Linked DNA regions of Mus musculus: region 1 is linked to region 2. The links are chromatin loops, found by intact Hi-C in ENCODE. Cell type or tissue: heart. All regions are shown on one strand.

Region 1 (8,000 bases), 640 kb after region 2:
AATTTACAGTCCCCCCCCCGCCAACCCCCTGCTTCCTGAAGCTCCTTGCATGCTAGGATGACAGGCCTGTGTCCCCATGGCTGTCCTTCGTGTGTCTTGAGTGGTCACACACAAAAACAAGCAAAGGTGCATGCGTGAGAAGGGATTTCAGTGTCGCCTAGGAAGGCCAAGAGCTGTGTAAAGGGAGCAGAGATGCCCCACCTTGTGTCCAGGGCTCCTTGTTGACTTTAGTGCCGGGCTGCAGACCTAAACCCAGGGAGAGCAGGTCTTGCACAGGTGGTCAGCATAGGCCTGGGTCTGGGCCTAGCCTGGGCTGCAGACCTGTAGCCTCCGTCCTCAGACTCCGACTCTCAGGCTGGTTTTGATGTGTGGAATGATAAAAGGTCTGTGAACTGCATAGGCCCCTGTAATCAGGGCGGGCGCTGACATCCTCCTCAAGTTTGACAGCTCCTTCCTTTTCTGTCCTCACCGCCAGCCAGGCCTTTCTCAACCAGTCGCGCCAGCCACTGCCTCCCCCTCTTCTCTCTTGCTGCCCGCCCGCCCACCACCCACCCACCCTTCCTCTCCCTGTCCCCCTTTCTCTCTCTCTCTCTCTCTCTCTCTCTCTCTCTCTCTCTCTCTCTCTGTGTGTGTGTGTGTGTGTGTGTGTGTGTGTGTTTCATGTTCTTGATCAGTCTCAGATGCCAGGAATTATTTTTTGTCGCCCGGGAGGGGGAGCGTTGGTTTAGGTTTGTGGGTTTGGGCAGGTGTGAGAGGAAGTCTCCCCCCTCTCCTTCTCTCTCTCTCTCTCTCTCTCTCTCTCTCTCTCTCTCTCTCTCTTTTTGTACTGTAGGCCTGTTGCTAATTAATGTTCCCCCATAAGATTCTGTCGGAGTTGAGTAATGTTTTTGATCTTTATGCCTGATAACTGCATACTTAATGAGATTTCAAAGCTGTGAGTGCAGCTTCCTACAATTATTGACAGATGCCTTTTCTTTGCCATTGGGTTCAGCTCCATAAATCCTCCCGCCGTAATGAGGTTGAGCGGTACCACCCTGGCAGTGAGCTAATGAAAGGGGGGAGGGCGCATCGGCGCACGGCTGTCTGACACATTTTTTTCCTTTAAAATTTACTATGCAGATGTCAAGCTGCGGGCCGATTACTTCAAACATGCTAATTTTTATCTTGCTTTTGTGTCAGCCCTTTGCCATTAAAAAAATAAATAAATAAAAGGACTAACCTTCCTGCCCTCCAGTTCAATTCTTTTATTATTTTTAAAAATTTTTTTTTCTAATTGTATTTTTTAATAACCCCCAGCGTGTGCCTGCTGGGGGCACTGACATGCACACAGGCTTTCCCAGGTATCTGGTGGTGGGATTGGTTTAGGGTGTGCATAAGTGTGTGTGTGTGTGTGTGTGTGTGTGTGTGTGTGTGTATGCGTGTGCGAGCTTCCACCATCAGAAGGACAGGGGGAGGATAAAGTGCGATTTCCCCAGGCCTCCCGGCAGCCTGCCCTAAGTATGCACTTGAAACGTCGGAGAATTCATTTCAGAGTTCTGAAACTAAATCCTGGTGGAGAAGAGCCTCGCCATGCCAAACAGTCGATTTCCTTTTCAGCGGACTCATACATCACTGACCCACCCTTTCCCCCTGACAGAATGACATATGTCATTTATCATATGGGCCCTGGCCAGACAACAGCGAGGGGAGGGAAGCCCGGTTGTCCCCTCCTCCTCCAGTACAGTGTGGCTTGCTCACGAAGCTCTGCTGATTTGGTGAGAGAGGCAGAGGGAGGAGAGAGGAGAGGCAGGGAGATGGGAGGCTGCAGCTTGCCCTGTAGATGGCTGTCTTCTTTGGGGTGTGTGGCGTGGCACGGGGGTACGAGATTGGCTGCGGCACCAAAGATGCTGTATCCCTTTCTATGATCTGCCGAGCCACACTGCTTCTCTTCTGATGCATGACGTCCGTCCCTGTCCTTCCTGTGTCCCCTTCTCTCTCCTCTCCCTACTTCTTTTTCTTCCCTTTAGTCCAGAGTAAGGAAGGCAGTTGACAGGTATCATTCAAGCAAGGCCCCGCGTGTGAGGGGTGGGATAAATGAGTCTCGGGGCTCCTGGCTTCACATGATTCAAACGTACGTTATTGAAGATGGATGTTCCTTAAAAAAAGATTGATGGTAGATGCTGGGCTAGGGGTGCCATTTATCATTTTGAATATTATTTAGACTTGCCGAGTAAACCTGTAACTTGAGAGTTGGACCAGCCGGGGCTGGCTGTGGGCGTGTGTGTGTGTGTGTGTGTGTGTGTGTGTGTGTGTGGTGTGTTTCATCGATTGGCCTTGGGCTCTCATTGCTGCTGAATAGATAGGAATCCCCCCCCCCACCTTGTACTTATAATAGAGGACCTCCCAAAACATGAAGGCCGGGAGGGGTGAAGTTTTCATTTTGAAAAAATTTCAAGGACATGGGGGAAAAAGAAGTGTCTGTGATTGGCACTAAAGCTAACAAGCAAGGAACTAACTAACTGCCTCTCTCTCCTTCTCCCTCTCTCCCCTCTCTCTGCCTTTCTTCCCTCATAGAGGCAGTCACGTACCAAACATTAAAATATAAACAGAGCCGTAGTTGCTGAAGCCAGAACCCTTGTTTGATTTAAAAAAAAAAAATAACAAACTCTGTCATGCTTCTTTTTTTTTAAAATCTGTATTGAAAAAGCTTTAGCACAATATAACTTAAAAAATAGCATAATATAACTTAAAAAAAATACTGGTTGGCTTGGTTAGCAGTGTGAGAGTGAAGTAGAAAAACACTTGTATGTCTCAAGAATATTTTAGATAAAAAATGATGCTTTGTGGCTCCCTGCCTCTGCTCCCAGCAGCCTCTTTTTCTTTGTGTCTGCACTCTGTTCTCTGCAGCTGGGCCCCCACAGACCCCCACCAGGACTGATGTGGACAGCTGTTTGCAGGCCCTGCCAGTTAATCATTTCTGCTGCTTTTGCACCCTCAAGCTCTGTGCACTGGGACACCCCCACCTACTGGAAGTACTTAGGGACGCAGGCTGGCTTGCCACCAGAGCCCCCAGCTGTCTGGAGGGAGGCTGTGGCAACCTGATGGCCTGTATACATACTATTCTGCGTTGGAGCCCTTGGTGCCTGGCTCCCTGATGGAAAAAGGAAAAGAGAAGCTGTGGGCCTCCCTGCTCCAGCCTCCTAAACTGCAAAATATAGTGCAGACTTCATTGTCAGGAGCAGTGTTCATATTCAGTATGCAACTTTATTTGGGTTGCTGATGAGATAGAAGGTTTCTTGTGTGACTTACAGTGTGGCCATTCATTTTTAAGAATGATGGGACAGAAAGTTAGATGGAGATTTTCTTTTTTCAACTATAAAATTAAGAATCTAGAACTTGTGGAAGGGTAGAATGTATGTGCCTAGAGAATGCTGGGAAGAAACTCCCTGCACACGTGAAAAGTATTGGAAGCTGAAAGAATTGGGACTCTGGCTGTGTGCTAGGTAACAGGCATTTGTGTGTGTGTGTGTGTGTGTGTGTGTGTGTGTGTGTGTGTGTGTGTGTGTGTGTTTGTACACGTGTATGTGTGCTCGTGTGTGCCTGTGTACGTGCCTGTGTGTGTGATTTGAAATAACTTTATTAGCACTCAGACACTTTGCTCTGCCCACGGCCATGGCTTAGGGTCCACTCCGGGGCTTGCCCAGCGGTTGCCTCAAACCGGGTAGAATCAGATCCATCTTTTGTTGGTGCCTGGTACCACATCAGGCTAGTCCAGCTGCTGCTGTCGCTGCTTGCTGAGACTTCCCGGAAGAAGGCAAAACTTTGATCGCCTGCCCTTGCACCGGGCAGTGTCGGAGGTAATTAAGAGTACAAGTACTGATTTGCAGAAAGAATTGTAAACACCTTTGATACAAAATGCTGCCTTCCCATTTTTTTTTTTTCTGATTAGGAAAACTTTGCTGCTGATAGGTATAAAGTCCGGTTCAGGTATAATTGGTAAGGAACGGAGTGCACTCATGGGAAGAAATCTTGTTTTGTTTTTTGTTCGCTTTTCTTCTTATCCCCTTTTCTCAGTTTTATGGCTGGAGACATGATTTATTGCAACCATCCATCTTGGGGGCTCATCCATCACACCCGGGTTGCTAGGAGATTGTGGCAGCAGCTGTTTGCTCTGAATCAGACAGAAAAGTTGTCAATCATCAAAGGCAGGTGAATAGCATTAGAAACACGCTATTGTCAGACGGAATAATTAATCAAAGAGAGAAAAGATAATTAAAAAGATATGACCCTTGCAAGTACTTGCTCTGGTTTGCCTGGAAAAAAAAAAGAGAAAGAAAGAAAGAAAGAAAAACGGCCTGGTCTTTTCTAGACACTTAAGCAGCTGAGGGCTGATAAAATATGCACTCTGCAGTGCATGGCTTTTAATTAATTGAAAAAGGTTCAACATTCAAAGACGATGCTGGAGAAAAGTCCAGTTATGAGCAGAAGTAATATTTATTGTTTGCATGAAGGGCTTGACACAGAGTCTAACTTTCTGTTACAAATCTCTGGTGTCCCCGCTTGGTAAGGAGGTGTGGGCTGGAGTCTGCAGGTAGCCTGTGTGCTTATGTTTCCTGTGCTGCCGGCCCACCACGTGACCACAGTGGGACCCAGCCAGCTGGGGCATAGTTAGTTGCCTTTCTGTCTTTCTGGTAACTCTGAGAGAACCCAATTCTTTAAAGTAGGGTTGATTTTATAAAAGTCAAAGTGGGAAGATTGAAGGGCACACTACAAACTGTCCCCAGTGCAAGGTTCCCGTCCCTTCACTTGTGTGCCCAGAACATGCCATAACATTTTCAAAGGAACACTTTGGAGGCTCCCATTCGGCAGGGGGCCTGCAGCATCCTGTTTAAAAAGGAAGAAGAAAGAGAAGGAGGAGGGGGAGGAGGAGGAGGAAGAGGAGGAGGAGAAGATGAAGAAGAAGAAGAAGAAGAAGAAGTAGAAGAAGAAGAAGAAGAAGAAGAAGAAGAAGAAGAAGAAGAAGAAGAAGAAGAAGAACAACAACAACAACAACAACAACAACAACAACAACAACAACTACTACTACTACTACTACTCCAGACAGGGTCTAGAGATCATTTTGAGTGTCCGTGTTTCCTCAAAGATATATTCATAGACTAGGAAGTTAATTCCTGTTCTCTCTGAGGCTAAAATATTCCAGAGGAATTGGGAAAATGTATTAAAGACAAGATAGAAAGTGGCAGATCCCGAGCTGCCTTCCAGTTAAGCATGCTGCAATCCCCGAAACAGATCTACTCTTTTATTTTTGGGTACTCTGCTTGATTTTCACACCACTCTCCTCCCAAAGAATAGCAGGACTTCTAAAATTAGCAGAACACAGAAAGGCTTGACTATTAGGATTCATGAGAAAAAAAAAAGAAAGCAACTTCTTTTTTTTTTTTTTTTTTCTTTTTTAATACACTGAAACAGTTGTGTTCAGGACACACCAGATCAGAGCAGTAGCGCCCCCATCTGGAGCACCATGCTTGGACAAGCACTGGGAATCTGTGGATGTGAGTCCCAAGGACAGGACAGTACACCCTCTCCTATGATGCACTTGGAAGCCCAACTTTGGAAGATACAGACCTGGCCTTTTGGTGAAAGAGAAAGACTCAGATAAGCCTCAGCCGCTGGGGGCCCCAGAGGGGACTCACTTGTTCAGGTGGCTGGAGGGTGTTCCTAGTCAGAGCTTGACCTCAAGATTTTGACTACAAGGGACTCTAATGCTTTTGAGTCAGCATCTCCTTGGTGGGTTCCTGGGCTCTCAGGTGATTCTGGGAAACTGCCAAAGACCTATAGTTTTCTGACCACATACCAGTTGTCTTTCACCTTCAGGGTCTTCTGGAGCAGTCCTCGCTCATGACACACTAGCACAGACTTGGCTGTGCTGGAAAGTCCGCGGGTGCCTTGCTGGGGTATGAGCAGTTTCTTTGGTGGCCATAGCAGGTGAGAGGTGCTTCTTTTCCCAGGATATACAGCTGTTTGGAGGTAGTCCAGAGGTGTGTGTGTGTGGGGGGAGGGGGAGTTCATTTAGTTTTAGGCTTGTGTGTCTCGGGTGGGCATGTGTGTGTGAGTACAGGTGACTGTAGAGGTCAGAAGAGGGTGTCTGATTCCTTGGAACTGGGGTTACAGTTGGGCACGAATCTCTTAGATGCAAGTGCTTGCTGGGAACCACAGTCAGGTCTTCTGCAGTATACACCGTCTTCGCTCAGGGATTTTTTTTCCCCCTTGCTGTAGCAGTGGCTGTTCTAGAATTCTCTTTGTAGACCAGGCTGGACTCGAACTCAGAACTCAGAGATTCACCTGCCTCTGCCTCCCGAGTGCTGGGATTAAAGGTGTGCACCATCATTGCCTGCTTGGCTGAGGGATTCTTAAGATTTGTCATTTTGTCGTTTCCCCTTGTCTAATAAATGCTGATAAGACACTTCGCCTAATGTCAAGCAAAGTCATTCCAAAACCTGGAGTTTCATGGGGAAGGCCTAGCATTGAAAGTTCCCCTTGCTATATAGATGGGGCATTTAGGAATTGACATACAAAGATCCTCAACCTTTAATGCTAGTGAAATTAGAGAGAGATCTGCTTTATTTTAAAGAAGGAAGTAAAACCGGGGGTGTGAGGGGTAAAGTCCAGGTTCTGAGAAATTTAGGCTTTTTTTTTTTTTTGTCTCTTCTTTGGGTTTCTTGCCCCTGCTCCCCCTGGTGACCCCTGGTGGCAGTTGAAGTGACTCACTAAAGGAGAGAAGGGCGCAGGGATGTGGAACACACAGTTGCTTCTTAGGAGAGGACCTGGTCCCATGTGAAGTTTGGTAGGGATTTCCCAGTCCCCCATCCTGGCTTATGATACAAGGATTCCTGTATCTCCAAGAGACTTGGCAGGACAGAGCCACCGCTATGATTTGGTTATTGTTATTGGATCCTGTTCCTATCCTGTTGTCCATGAAATTAGAATTAGCCTAGGCTGGTCTTTCTTTCACCATATAGCTTGGGTTGGCCTTTGAAACTCCAAATCCTCCTGTCTCAGCCTCTGGAGGAGCACTTAGTATTATAGGCTACGCATACACCAGCTACCAAGTCAGAATGTATGGCTGAAAAACCCCGGACTCGCTGACTCCCCACTCCCCAAAATCTACACTCCCTGAAAGTAGCAGACATGGTGTCTTATCTAAGTAACCGGTACCTCCCTGACTGCCTGGAAGTCATTTTGGATTTTTTGTATCTCAGCTGCCACAGACTCAAAGCAGGCTCAGCCTGAAGTCTTAACAGGAGAGAGTAAGGAGGACAAACTAACTAGATTGGCTCTCCTTTAAGTGTAGCCATTGTGAAACACTTATGTCCACACGCTCATCTGCCAAGGAAGAGTGTTTGAAGGAAGCAGAGATTCACGTGTCTGTCAGGAGAAGGTGGGCTTCCTAGCAGCCTTCCTCAGGCACTGGGGTTCTCTGACATTTTGTTTCCTGCCTTTGTGTTTGCTCTGGGCCTGTAGTGAAATGACTCTTTCGTATATATTAGTTAGGGAATGCTAAGACGGCCTAGGAGAAGAGGCTGCGGTGGTGTTAGTTTCCCTGGCTTTTCTATATAAAATAGTAAAAGCAAGCCAAGACTCTTGTTACGTGACAGAGGCTCCTACTGGGATACTTAGGTGAACAAGTAAGAGAACAAGTGTGGAGTCAGCTGGGCGGAGGAAAATAAATAAAATAACGGCTGTGCTCTCACTCCTGAGAGCCAGGCCGTGAGCTTGCTCTCCGTGGATCCTGGAGCCCCAGACTCTGGCGGAGAGCGTGGGTGGGGAGGGAGGGGAGTATTATCTGGAAACACGTGTACTCATTCCTTGTGAAAGAAGTGAAGTATTTAACATTTCTCCGAGGAAAACATCTTTCATTACTTGACGTGTTCTGTGGTAATGATTTTTCAGTTCAACAAACAAGCACTTATTAGTGTTCGGCTGAGAACCTGGCTGAGGTGGTTGGCAGGGCCATTTTTAAG
Region 2 (8,000 bases):
CTCAGCCATTTCCTCCCCTGTGGCTGAGTACTGTCTGTGTATGGTGAACCTGAGATGGGATGCACACACTACTCTTTCTACACCCACCGTGAGGCAGCCTTACCGGAGCACACGGTACCTGAACTTGGGTTTTTAGCTGGGACTGAACCGTGTGGTGCCCTGAACTTGAAGGGACTGTTGTGAAGGCCACAGCTGGCAAGCGTTTGGTGGCGTGTGAGTGGCTTCAGAAGAGCATCTAATCCAAGCTGTCCCGACTGCTGCTGGAATCCATATGACAGTCCCAGAGTCTGTTCATTGCGCTTAAGGGGAAATAAATACTAATTGGGCATTGAGAGCATTGGTGGGGACAAAGGCTGTCTTAGAGCAGAATCCGTGAAAGGGTCTTCATTCAGACCACAGAAGGTTTGGAGGAGGTCAGCTTTGATGCCCCCCTGGGGGATGAACAGGACCAGGTAATGAAAAGATTCTCTGAATGAGAAGCTTTGGGTGGCAGGCTTAGGGCTGTAAAGGTACCCCAAGAACAGAGCTGAGAACTCAGAATCCAACAGAGGAAATGACGGCTGTGCAGGATGGGGTGATGTGATTCTTAGTGAAGTCCCTCTTACTATCAAGAGAAAGGTGGAGGCTCTCTCTCTCTCTCTCTCTCTCTCTCTCTCTCTCTCTCTTTCTCTCTCTGCTAAGGACCATGGCTTTAGATAATTACACAGGTGAGGCTGGTGTGCACATTGTAGGCCAGTTGGAGGTGGGGTACACTTGGGCCACCCTCCCTGTGTTCCCCCTGAATCCCATCAGAGCCTCTAGGAGATGAGACTAAAGCTGGGAGAGCCAGGCACAAGATAGACCGGGCATGTCATTGGAAGCTCAGGTCTACACCATCTCTGCTTTGTCTTCTGCTTCCCGTACGAACATTTGTTCCCCAACACCTCAAGGTCTGATACCTAAGTTACTCTGCAGCCAGTGTCATTTAGAGCTCCTGGATTTTCTTGTCCCGTATTAACGGAAATGTATTTTTATTTACATCTTACCCCAACTGCCTCTCCCACACTCGCTTACACAGATACTCTGACAAAGTTCTGGCATCTCTTAAGGGAGAGGCTACTCATTACTCTGTCAGAGGTTATTTGACATCAGTGCTTTTACGAGCCTTCTAAAACAAACCAGGTACTTGCTTTAGGGCTGCAGACTAGGCCAGGGATAGAGTGCTTGCTTAGAGAGCACTCCCAAATTCCTGGGTCCCATGCACAGTGTATAATAGACAAACAATAACAATGACCACAGCTCAAACTGGGGCCTGGTTCCTAACATGTGGCCCCGATTTCAAAGCAAACGTTGTATTCTAAAATGCTAGGGCTGAGTTGGGGCTTGAGGTTTTTTTTTTTTTTTTTTTTTTTCAAGACATGCCAGAGAGTTAGGGCATTTTTGGAAATGCTAGAATGTTTGCTTACTGCTCTGAGCTCCAACCACTGGGTTTACCCATTTTCCTCACTAGCAAATGAAGCATGACAATGAAAAGCGGCCCCAGATTGTTCTGCCTGGAAGGATTCTCATATTTACTTGGTCATCTTCTGTCTGTACGGCTGGCCGCAATCTCCTTAAAGAGCCTTGTTCAGATCTGTCTGGAGTGAATCTTCCTGCTGCACATAACCGAGAGAGCAGCAAGAGGGGCCTGGCGAACGCCAGGCTTGTTATTCTTGTGCACACACCTGCAGTTTCTCTCCATCCAGGTTTGGGGTGAATGCAATTGCCTTAAGAACTGGCAGAGTTTCTTTAGGAATAAAACAAGGGGGGAAAAATCCAAGTTGCCTCATCAGAAATTACCTTCCTGGTAGAAAACCTAAACGCAAGAGGATGGATAAAAATAGATTTTTTTTTTTCTTAAATGCCAGGGAAGAGAGCTAGAAGCGCTTTGGCAGATCGGGATCTGTGGACAGACCTGCGCCAGGTTCTTAAGTTAATAAATATTCATTTTGAGGGTTTTTTTTTGGGGGGGAAAGGAGGCAAGTTCTAGGCATAGAGCCCTTGTTGGAGAAGTAACATCTATTTGTACAGCATTTTTGGTTCTTAAGAATAAGGTTCTCTCTCTCTCTTTTTTAAACTCCTCCCTAACAATTCACACCTCCAGCAGGCTAGCTGCTTGGAAGATAGATTCAAACACAGCGTCTTCTCAGTTGTAGCAAGCCAAGCCAGGTATAAAAGCCACATTTTATCTCCGTCTCAGCCACCTTTCTCTACAGCCACCCCTACCCCCCTTTATTCTGGACATGCAGCGAAAGCTTCATTCAATATTGATTGTGCTTTGATACATTAAAATCAAGAGTGAGTCGGGGCTCTTACATAAAAGGTGTATAGATACCATTCACACCGTTTTGACCAGAACAGTCAATATTTTAAAAGGATTTCATTTCCCTTCCAAGCCTGCAGGCAGTCTAATTCTCTACGAAGGGAAGGCACGGCCAGTTGGTGCGAAATGATTCCTCCCGAGGTGTCTAAGAGGAGGGTGGTATTATTAGTTTTCTTTTTCTTAAAAAAAAAAACAAAACTATTTTCTACTTGTATACAATTTAGCAAATTTGGAGCTTGGAAAAGAAGCCTCAAATACTTTCCCTTCATTTGGTGGGGAATAACACTTTGAATGACTAAAATAAAATAGAATAAAAGCATTTTCATAACAAATAATTCAAGGCAGAGCAGTAGAGATATTTCAAAGAAAAGATTCCACCTAAATGTTTTGAAAAGACAAAAAGAAGAGCGAGTGAGAGAGAGAGAGAGAGAGAGAGAGAGAGAGAGAGTGCCTAGTTGCAGTTGCTTTGACAGAGTTCAGGCATGAACGTGCTTTCATTCCGTTGCATGATTTCGATAAAATTAGGTTAAAGAAATGTTCATTTGGAAACAGTGCTTCGTCATATTATTCCCAACACACGTCTAGCAAATATATGAATCCCGCATTCATCTGCGCGAAGTTCCAGACCTTAATGAATGGTTTAGACAGCATTGTCATCAATTTTCCGCAGGTGCAGCTGGAGCAATCAGTCAATTCAATCAAAAGCCTCCGTCAAGTTGCGTGGCGCTGTCATTTTTTTCATTCTGAAATTGAAAAAGAAATAAAAGAAGAAGAAGAAATAAGAGAAAAAAGAAAAAAGAAAAAAATGCAAGCAAGCCAACCGCGGTTCCTGGCTTGCATTTACATTCTCCCGCCTTTGGGTGGCGCTTTTGAGCAGCGCTTTGCCGCCTGCCTCGCTGCAGAGCTGACTTTCTCTTTTTCTTTCTTTTTCCTCCAACACCCCCCCCCCGCAACTTTATACTAATATAATATTTCTTTAGTGATGCTATGGAGATGAAATCGCTCTGTGTGTTTTAACACGCATTCCAACAACCTCTTAAGGCAAAAAAGTAAATTCATGCAGATGAGTTATAGAAAGTTGAAAAGATGCTATGGGAGCGGCTGCCATGGGTCCCCGGGGGTGCAGGGACACACTCTTGATTGCTTCTGAGGTTGTCAGACCTCCAACTTTCTCAGCCCTTCTTCCCCTGCCCGCCTGTGCAGTCCAGAACAATTCGGGGGTCGGGAGAAGTGGGCGGAGGGGGCAACTTCGCAGCTAGATCTTCTGGTTCCTTTTGAATCCACCTGAGTTTACTTTCCCTTAGCTTCAGACGGCCTTTGGGAATCCTAGGGTGGGGTCAGGAGTTGTGCTGGTATCAGGAGGGGCACGTATTTGTATTTCTGGCTGTCCCTGGGTTGGTGTCTTTTTCTTCCTGTAAACTCAGTAATCATAGTGCCATCATACCCTGCCACTTTGCATTAAAGGACCCAGGAAAGATGACATCAAGTAAAGCTTTGATTTTTCTTTTCAATCTCATTGAAAAATAACCTTGTTTCCTACTGTGATTAATATTAGGATTCAACAGTAGCAGAGATAGAAGGAACCCAGATAGATCTTCTGCACACACACCTCAGACGGACGCTCCTGCTTTCGCTCACCCAAGAGTGCTAACAGGCGCTTCTAAATCTTTAAAATGTATGGACAGACAGCACTTAGCATCCGCTTCCTCAAGGAGAATAGAGTTAACCTTTGTAGTTTGCCAAAAGTCGGCAAGTTTTCCTTTGCCATTTGTTTCAGTAGAATAAGGAGCAGAGTCATAGTCAGGACCAGATAAACTCACATTGTCCGGGTCTTTTTTCTTCTTCTTCACAGCACCCAGCAGAAGAGATGAGCTAATATTAACTCATAGAAACGACTGGGGCTACTTGCAGCGATGGATACACTCAGAATTATTAAACTGGCTGGGAAAATATTTAGGTGTGGTTTCTTTGTAGGTGTCAGGAATGGGCTGTTACCCTAACAGTCCATGGCTGCATTTAAAAAAGAAAGGAAGAAAACATACATTTGGCTCGTGGACGAATGCAAATTCCAGGGACTCTAATAAAAATGTACTTTTTAATAACCAGGTATGTCACTTTGCAAATAGCTTTGATGTAGCGCTCTTGCCTGCGTATAGTCGAAGCTACATCTGTGTCATACCTACGTGCACCGTACTTTCCCTGAGAGAGCAATTAGGGGCTATTCCAGCTAATACTTGAGACTCCACGTGTGTCTGCAGAGAAAGGGGAGAAAGAGCTGTGATCGCCAGTGAGCGGAGAAAAGGATTCGCCAGCTCCCACCTTTTAGACACTTGATAAAAAAATGCAGCTTGGGGTGCCTGGAGGGTCTCAGGCAAATAAGGCCGGCCACACAGCAGCAAGGGGCTTGCTGTAGGCAGCCCACACTTTGGCGCTCCTCAGCAGAGTTTGAAGTTAAATGGTCCTGTCTGCTTCTTTTCTTGTTTGTGTCAGTTGTTAAAGATCCCTTGAAACGCACCATTACAATTTCCTTTTACTTTATTACAACAGAACCGAGCCAGGTAGCTTGCATCTCCGCCGCCCCTAATTTCCTGCAAGGGCCTACAGACCAGCTCTCTGCGTTTTCTGTTTTCATTAACCAAACACAAAGCCAACTGACTCGCTATCACTCTTAAGGTAACTGCAGGTCTTACAATAAAAGGTGGAGTGAAATCAAATGTCCATAAATCGAACAAATAGATGCACGCAAAAGGGCCGGCTCCTGCACAGTCCGACATCCACGCGGTCTTAAAGGAGACGCTGTGTGCTGTCCGTTTTAATGCTGCACTTTCTACTCAGTGCTTCTGTTTTACAGTGAGGGCGAGTGTTTCCGTGCCCGAGATTCTCCCTTTCTTTCTCCAGTCAGAACCAGAGTGTCTTTTTTTTTTTTTTTTTTTTTTTTTGGTTGTTATTGTTTGTCTAAAAGAGAAAAAAAAATCAGCAAGGTTTTCTTCTCCATCCTATGACTGCATGTGTTGGAAACACTGCAATATGTTTTGACTAAACATTGGAAATAAATGCCTTATCAAAGCAACAACATAGTGGTGCCTCCCCATTCAGGTACCTGGGATGGGGTGGGGCTGGGGGGGGGGGTCTGTAAAACCACTGACCGGGCACAATAGCCACAGACAACTGTCTTCTTGGGTGATGCGTACAGGCCGTGATGGATGGTCCCTCGCCACAGAGCATGGCCACGGAGACAAAATTAGTGTTGTTTTAATTACCAGTGTCTGTAATGTTATCTATCCATAACTGCCTGAAGTAGACCGTCACCGAGGGTCAGGGGCCACCTGAGCCGAGCCTTTCACATTTGGGTCTTATCAGTTCCCCGTCAAAGCCATGCACTTTAACGAAATGGAAAAGAGAGGAAGAAAAAAGTTTAATGCTCAATGTTTTGCTTTAAACATTTGCTTATCTCAAAATGTGTGTGTGTGTGTGTGTGTAGTATTTGGTGTTTAAGGGGAAGAGCCTAGATTTTTTTTTTCTCTCTTTAAGTGAAGAACCAAGCAGATCATATTAAATGGTATCTGGAGGTCAGAGGTGTGGGTAGAAAATGGGACTCCCTGTGACATTCCTCAGTGAAAGCTTACATTGTCAGAACGGTGGCTTTTATCAGTCACAAACAACGTCTTGATACTAACAGGAAAGATGTTTTACTTACTAAACCTCCTTGAGCTGAGATGGCTTGGTGTCCAGACTTCTCTGAGAGAGAGAGAGAGAGAGAGAGAGAGAGAGAGAGAGAGAGAGAGAGAATGAAGTGTGTGTGTGTGTGTGTGTGTGTGTGTGTGTGTGTGTAAAGACAGAGTAGACTCCAGTTTCTGAGCTCGTGGGAGATGAAAGATAGGCCAGCTTTTGAAAATGGCCTGCGTGGCACCTGCTATAAATGAGCAGGGAAAAGCAATCAAGCTAATAGATTACAGTAATTATCCAATCTTTGGCTAGTTTGTATTGGCAAACTATAAATACAGTACACATTAGAACAAGGTGCTTACAGAATATACATGAAAGGTCACGGCAATTTGCAAGTCGCTAGTCATTAGAATATGCTAAAAACCATCGCTTCAGGGCTCAGATTTTAATGATGAATACATTGATTATTAAGTAGCAGAGAAAAAATGTACCGGGGCTGCTGTGGCCTAGTGATCGGTCGCCTTATTTTGGGAAGGAAATCAGCCCGGCGTTCGCATGCTAGCACTGAGGCCCATAATTGCAGAGAGGAAAATTCCTCCAAAGAGCTTGGTTTGGTGTACATATTAAAAGTAAAAAAGTTGAGACGTGTTTGTGATAAGATTAATAATAAATCTCTGGTAAGTCTTAGACTCCTGACAATAATACAGCGGCAGAACACTTCATCTTCGCTCAGCTTTAGAATTTAAGATCAGTCACAAACAATCTAAATTACGGCTGATGCTAGGCAGATGTGGTACTGGACGGGGCTGCTCGCCATAAATCTCCCGTGCCTTATATGCAAATTAACTCCATTTTAAAAGATAATTTTTCACACGGTGAGTGCCTTTATTTGTGAAATGCTGGTGATTTTTCTTTAATAGGGAGAGGAAAATCCTGGTCCAGATCTGGGGATGATTTCCTTGGAGAGAGAGGCTGCAAATGTGAGATCTGCGCGCTTTGGTTGGGGCACCTCGGATCACTTTAGAGAGAAGTTAGGAAGCTCTGCACTTAGATGTAGTGTTGCTTTGCCCAGAAACTGCTCTGGGAACTGAGGTGTGTGTGTGTGTGTGTGTGTGTGTGTGTGTGTGTGTGTGTGTGTTGTCTCTTCGTGTGCGGGGAGTGAACTGCAGTTCCCCATGCTTCAGGGCTCTCTGGCCTTCAATTTTGAGAGCCTCATCTTGTTCACTCTGTGACGCAATTTATTTTCTGAGCCAGCTACCCTGTCCTTCCCACCTCTCCCCTCATCAGTGCCTCTTCCAGGCGCTCTCATCCCCTCAACGTCAGATTTGCTTGATTGTGGTGCTGAGATCTCCAGTAATTCCTTGCACCGGCTTTCTTGGTACTATTTTCGAAAAGAAGCCAGTGTAGAAAAGGCCCTGTGCTCCCCAGCGCCGAGCCCCGCCCCACCCGCGGCTCCCTCCCTTTCCCCTCCCCCTCCCTGGTCCTTGTATTTTGTGGATAGAGCCGCTTACATCTGTGTCCTGATAGAGAGAGGTGAGATGGCTTTCCCCCCTCCCCTCTCACAGCCCATTCTCATGAAATGTTTGTCTCTCAAGGACTGAATTTTTACAGCCGTGCTGCTGGTGGGAAACTTGGAAGGGAGAGTAGGAATTTGCAAAGAGTGGGGAGTGCCTGACTTTCTCTGAAATCCATCACTTTGCTAGGTCACCCCTGGAGCTTGAGGGTTACAGGAAAAGCCTGCCAGGCCTCTTTGTGTGTGCGTGCTTGTGTGTGTGTGTGTGTGTGGGGGTGGGGGGTTGGGGGCTTGGGGGTAGTGACATCCAGGTGGGTAGAAGGCCTTTACCCTCTCAAAGACAAAGATTCTTGTTGGCGGTGGGTTATGGGGGTGAGAGGTGGGGGGTACTGAGGGAGGAGGGTGAGGGAGAAGGGGGTGAGGGTGTTAGAGGGACAGTTTCAGTCTTTGTGGACCTTCATTAAGAGCAAGGAGTGGAAG

Evidence for each region. Hi-C counts contacts between places; a loop is a spot of excess contacts. Peaks named below come from ENCODE experiments on the same cell type or tissue, not always from the same donor. Only the 100,000 strongest peaks of a DNase experiment are listed, where the experiment ranks them.
Region 1: it touches region 2 in a loop (4-fold over the local background); 3 of 42 quality-filtered maps call a loop at or near these places.

Annotation. Positions count from the first base shown.
Region 1 is chr7:36,706,466-36,714,465 of GRCm38, forward strand. The region is part of intron 1 of Tshz3 (teashirt zinc finger family member 3); the gene reads left to right. Among named protein-coding and RNA genes, the nearest start is that of Gm36722, 12 kb to the left of the region's middle. In heart, CTCF peaks have their summits at 3,007 and 5,497 (motif pointing left); DNase peaks (open chromatin) are centred at 1,731 and 2,946; H3K4me3 peaks cover 867 bases; H3K27ac peaks cover 1,789 bases.
Region 2 is chr7:36,068,764-36,076,763 of GRCm38, forward strand. Gm38991 (a long non-coding RNA gene) reads left to right here and starts at 7,492. Exons shown (of 6, transcript XR_881969.1): 1 at 7,492-7,540. In heart, a CTCF peak has its summit at 3,193; no DNase peak of the experiment used is centred here; H3K4me3 peaks cover 1,008 bases; H3K27ac peaks cover 976 bases; H3K27me3 peaks cover 799 bases.